Regions from separate parts of the Homo sapiens genome. Here region 2 is linked to region 1. Evidence: chromatin loops called from intact Hi-C (ENCODE). Cell type or tissue: chondrocyte. All regions are shown on one strand. Links, peaks and the distances in the headings refer to the core of each region. The heading gives the core; the rest is flanking DNA. Region 1 has its middle 35 kb from the start of SUPT20HL1. Region 2 overlaps POLA1 (DNA polymerase alpha 1, catalytic subunit).

The links. Hi-C counts contacts between places; a loop is a spot of excess contacts. Peaks named below come from ENCODE experiments on the same cell type or tissue, not always from the same donor. Only the 100,000 strongest peaks of a DNase experiment are listed, where the experiment ranks them.
Region 2: a loop joins it to region 1, with 2.9 times the contacts of the local background. A loop is called at or near these places in 2 of 110 quality-filtered maps.

What each region holds. Positions count from the first base shown.
Region 1 is chrX:24,394,543-24,397,353 of GRCh38, forward strand. No RefSeq gene overlaps it. Among named protein-coding and RNA genes, the nearest start is that of SUPT20HL1, 35 kb to the left of the region's middle. In chondrocyte, for the core only: CTCF peaks have their summits at 1,412 (motif pointing right) and 1,622; no DNase peak of the experiment used is centred there.
Region 2 is chrX:24,739,351-24,742,161 of GRCh38, forward strand. POLA1 (DNA polymerase alpha 1, catalytic subunit) reads left to right here. Exons shown (of 37, transcript NM_001330360.2): 20 at 25-200; 21 at 2,025-2,154; 22 at 2,652-2,771. Among named protein-coding and RNA genes, the nearest start is that of POLA1, 47 kb to the left of the region's middle. In chondrocyte, for the core only: a CTCF peak has its summit at 1,581; no DNase peak of the experiment used is centred there.

The sequences.
Region 1 (2,811 bases), core at 152-2,651:
CGCAGTATGAAACTTCTGAATGCTTAGAAGCAATTAGCATTAAACAACTGCCTCAAGGTAGTGGTGTCTCTACAACAGTAAAGTTTAACCTGAGAGTAACTGAATCTGTCAAGGCTGTTGTAGACAGAATTTTTGTAGAGGATATGAGGCTAGGATCTCAAGCATTCTTTCTTTCTTTTTTTTTGAGACAGAGTCTCACTCTGTCGCCCAGGCTGGAGTGCAGTGGCACGATCTTGGCTCACTGCAACCTCTGCCTCCCGGGTTCAAGTAATTCTGCCTCAGCTGCCCGAGTAGCTGGGATTACAGGTGCCTACCACCATGCCCGGCTAATTTTTGTATTTTTAGTAGAGATGGGGTTTCCCCATGGTCAGGGGGTTTCCCCCCTGACCATGTTGCCCAGGCTGGTCTCGAACTCCTGGCCTTAAGTGATCTGCCCACCTTGGCCTTCCAAAGTGCTGGGATTATGGGCATGAGCCACCACGCCTGGCCCCAAGCATTAGTTCTTAATCTTCTTTAGGCCACGGACTCTTTTGATAATCTGATAAAAATGATAGATTCTCTATGTATTAAAATGCCGGTATGTGCCAACACTACTCTTTATGTTCAATTTCAAGGAGTTCATTTTTCCTAAAGCAGGACTATGGTCCCCAGCTTAAGCCCACCTCTAAAGGGATTCTTCTATCTCTAAAATGCAGCGATTCTAAGTCCTTTCTATAGAAGTTGTATTTTCATGAATCTTTCCTCAGTGACCCTTTGTAAACCTTTTTTTTTTTTTTTTTTTTTTTGAGACAGAGTTTCACTCTTGTTGCCCAGGCAGGAGTGCAATGGCGCGATCTCGGCTCACCGCAACCTCTGCCTCCCAGGTTCAAGCAATTCTCCTGCCTCAGCCTCCCGAGTAGCTGGGATTACAGGCATGCGCCACCACGCCCGGCTAATTTTGTATTTTTAGTAGGGACGGGGGTTTCTCCATGTTGGTCAGGCTGGTCTCGAATTCCTGACTGCAGGTGATCTGCCCACCTCGGCCTCCCGAAATGCTGGGATTACAAGTGTGAGCCACTGTGCCCGGCCTGTAAACATTTTTATGGCTTGATACAAAAAAAGGGGGGTGCTGAGTGTGCTATTTTATGAAACTAGCTGAATGTTCAGGCCGACCAAACATTCTGTCTCCTGATGTATGACTTCCACATTATGGCAGCACTTAAAAATTTTAAACCATCTCTCAGCACCTGTGTGTTTGACACCCACCACACACTATCTAATGCCAAGTCGCAAAGGTTCAACTTTGTAAATCGAAGGACTGATTCAACTTTGTAAATCAAAGGACTGATTCACAGTTATTTGCCTCTTGTTTCCAGCTGTGGTCTGCATCAGGTCGAAGAAATGTTGTAATACACAGAAGCACCACAAGATGACACCCTTGGGAAAGTCTTGCTTTGCAGGTTGGTTTCCCAGCTCTGACGTCTATTCTAAACATAGCCTTACAAAATGCTTGTGGAAGAGGGAAGAGAATCTATTACTGGGGAGGAAAAACACCAATGACAAAACAACCCTGGCACTTTCCTGAGTTTTGGGATACAGAGTCAAGTCTTGATTACTTTCTTCTGCTTCTTAATTATCAGTTTTTGCAGGCAGACACATAGATTTATGTAACACATAAGCATATCTTTCATACACATCTATTTTCTGCCGATGCTGATGCTCTATGTGATTTAGAAGCTGTTCATAACTTGGGAGAAGAGCCTTTCTTCTTTTGTATTGTAAGCTTTCACATCCACTTTTTTTATTGCCTCTGTCCCCTACTTCACTGTCAGTAAGAATATTGGGTTTGCATGGAAACATCATAAAATGCCTTTATGGAAAGAGGAAAGTGTGGTTAGACCAGCTTTTTCTGCCATGAATATCAGGCCAACTGGAGAGAAGATCAAAGCGAAAGGTGAGGGCAGAGTGGGCTAGGATGGAAAGCGGGATTACTCACTGAAATTGACATGTCTGTTCAATCCTTTTGCTCCCTCCAAATTTTTCTTAAAAAAGCAATTAAAAAAACCCCATGTTCATGCTACATTAAGCCTCATGTTTCCATTTCTCATTTTACTGCTTGAGTGGCACTTGCTATCACTTGGTAAGCTTACTTAAGAGAGGGAACAATGTCGATTAGAATACAGTTGTCTGTGTTGAGTAAGAGCCCTCCGTTGGTTTGTGGTCTTTGGCAGGCAGCTAGTAAAAATAATAAGCTCTGAACAGATGCCATGTTTCTTTGGCGAATGGTTTTGGCCAGTCTTCTTTTCATTTTTGTACCTGCAAGTGGAAAATTACTGCTTTAATGAGCTATGTTACCCAGTGGTAAAAATGTTTGAAATTACCCAATGGAGGAAAGCAGTCTTTTGAAAGATTTGTGAGAAGAGGTAATACAAAACCCCAACAAATTCCACTGGGAAATTCTTTTCTTACATTTTATTTCAAGGATAGTTCTGCTAGAAACCTGTATTTCTGAGCAAAGAGCTGTGAAACTGAATTCCAAACTAGTTACAACTGTGGGGAACAAGGCACATAGTCATTTAGAGAGCATCTTTCCTGGCCTGGCTCTGTGCTGGGCATTACTGGCAATGCAGGGATTAAAACGACACTGTTTCTCTCCTCTGGGAGCTTCCAACCTAATGGGAAAGACAAACATACAGAGACCCCATGTTATGCCTGGAATTATAGTTGAGTGCCAAGAGCAAAATAAAATAAAAGTACAGCTCTGCTTGGCTGGGTCTGGCTGCAGCAACTCAAAATCTACTAATATGCAGACGTTCGCAAAGTCAAATTATC
Region 2 (2,811 bases), core at 207-2,706, 340 kb after region 1:
TTGCTTTTTGTTCCCATCTTGTAGGGCCGGAGTGGATTTGGTGAAAGAAATGCTACCTGTGGTCGAATGATCTGTGATGTGGAAATTTCAGCAAAGGAATTGATTCGTTGTAAAAGCTACCATCTGTCTGAACTTGTTCAGCAGATTCTAAAAACTGAAAGGGTTGTAATCCCAATGGAAAATATACAAAATATGTACAGGTATGATCCTAGATTCTTCAGAATTCATCTGTCTTGAAATTAACAACAGCAGGACACTACTAGTACTATCCTTAGTCTGGAGGGACATGAGCCAGTGGTGTTGTAGAGGGGAAATTGTCTCTACTACTTTCATAATTTGAACTAGTTTACCTCTTGAATTATTGTAATTGATCAGTTTATCTCCGTCTCCCTCACCTGTGTTAACACTATCTTGATGTTTCCTAACAGTAGTTTGGATTTAGATTTCTACTCTTAATTCATTTATTCAGGAATTAGGGTAGATATTTTAGAAATATAAAAACTGAGCAATCATTAAGTTAGAGGTATTGCTTGCTTATTTCTTCCTCCTACTCCTCTGGCCATCTCTCATTCATTCCTGCTAGTTCTTCCTGAGTTCTTTCTTGGACTTCTCTTTTCTGACTTTGTTCTTTCTCTAGGTGATCTCATTGAGTCTTAGGAATTTAAATACCATGGGATGGCTATGCTTCCCACCTGTGTATCTTCAGGTTAGACCTCCCTAAATTCCACACTCAGTGTATCTGTTTTACCTATTTTACTTGATATCTAATGTGAACTCCCAGCTTGTTCAAAATTGAGCTCTGATCTTCTATCCTAGGTTCTTCCTATAGTCTTTCCTTACTAAATTAATAGGTGTATTTTTTCCATTATCACTGGAAACTTCCAGAGTCTTACTTAGCCCCACATGTCTGAGGCATCTTTAATTCCTCTCTCTGATATCCCACAGTAGATGCATCAGGGTATCCTATCAGTTCTATCTTCTAAATAGATCTAAGTCTGACCACTTCTTTTCAACTGCATTGGACCCATCCTATCCAAGCTGCTATCCTCTTTCCCCTGGATTACTGGGTTTATATGCCTATCCCCTTACTTTTGCCCTTACCCCCTTGTGGTCGATTCTCAATCCAGAATCAGAGTTATCCTGCTAAAATCAAGTCAGATGTGATACTCTGCTCAGAACCTTCCAGTGACTCTCTGTTTCATTCAGAGTAAAAACTAAAGTCCTTATTTTTACTTACAAGGTCCTTTACAATGTGTCTCTATGTCGTTAACTCTGTCCTTATCTCGTACTGCTCTTTCCATCATTCTCTCTGATCTAGCCATATTGGCCTCTTTCCTAGTCCTGGAACTGTCAGATTTGCACGCAGCTCAGGACTTTTGAATGTGCTATCCTGTCTGCCTGGAATGCTCTTTCCATAAGGCTTGCTCCCTCACCTCTTCAAGATCTTCATTCTCAGTAAAATCTTCCACTGTTTCCTAACAAAAATTTCAGTCTCTGCTTCTGATACTTAATATTCCCGTTGCTTAACTTTTAACATTATATAACATACTATATACTTAATTTCTTTGTTTTTTTTTATACTCTGTCTCCCCCGTGAGGACATAAGCTCCAGGAGGATAGGAAGTTTTGTTTGTTTTGGTCACAGCCAATGCCTGGCATATAGTAAGCATGCAATACATACTCACTGGATGGAATGAATGAAAGGATTTAGGTAGTTTTCAGGCTTGTAGTTATTATATTACTTCAGTTTTTCCTTATGGGATTTTGTGTGTGTGTGTGTGTGTGTGTGTGTGTGTGCGCGCGTGTGTGTGTGTGTGTGTTTTGGAGAAAAGCATTGGGATCAGTGGTATGAATGAATTCCTAGTTACATACTGACCTTATTTTAAATTGTTTCTGAAGCCAAGGTGCTGTTGCTCTGAATTTACTTACACCCAGAATTCCTTATAATATTTTGTGAAGTTCTGATTATAGGCATTGTTTCTTTTAATTACTTGATTCTGTTTCATTCTTACTTTTCTGTACAGTGAATCTTCTCAACTGTTATACCTGTTGGAACACACCTGGAAAGATGCCAAGTTCATTTTGCAGATCATGTGTGAGCTAAATGTTCTTCCATTAGCATTGCAGATCACTAACATCGCTGGGAACATTATGGTAAATTTAACTTAGAAAGGGGGAAAAAGCATTTCCTGTTGGATTCAGTGTTTGCTTGGGGTAGTTGTTATATGATAATGAGTCTAAATGCATGCTTATAAAATGAGTAACTTGGATTCTGAAAGCTGGATTTCTTTTGTAAAAGGAAGAACTGGTTGGGAGAAGGGGAGGAATGCCAGGTGCAGCGTGTTGAAATTTGGGTGAACATACGGATCATCTCTCTAACATCTGGATGTGTCTTTTTAGTGGAATGGTCCATTTGGGAGTAAATAAATAGCCAAGTTGTCAATATTTTAAGCTCTCTTTGTCTCCTTTAGCTATAATGCTTAAAGAAAACGTTAGGAATAATTTAGTACCTTTTTTTTTTTTAAAAAAAAAGCAGACCGTTATTAGGAATAGTTTTGAAGGAGGTGCTGTGACTAAACTTACTGACTCAAAGTTGCTTTTGTTAGTTGTGGTTTTGAGCTCAAATTTAAAAAATAAATTCCATTTAATAGTCCAGGACGCTGATGGGTGGACGATCCGAGCGTAACGAGTTCTTGTTGCTTCATGCATTTTACGAAAACAACTATATTGTGCCTGACAAGCAGATTTTCAGAAAGCCTCAGCAAAAACTGGTGGGTCCAAAACTGTGTAGTATTTTGTTTTCTCTTAACC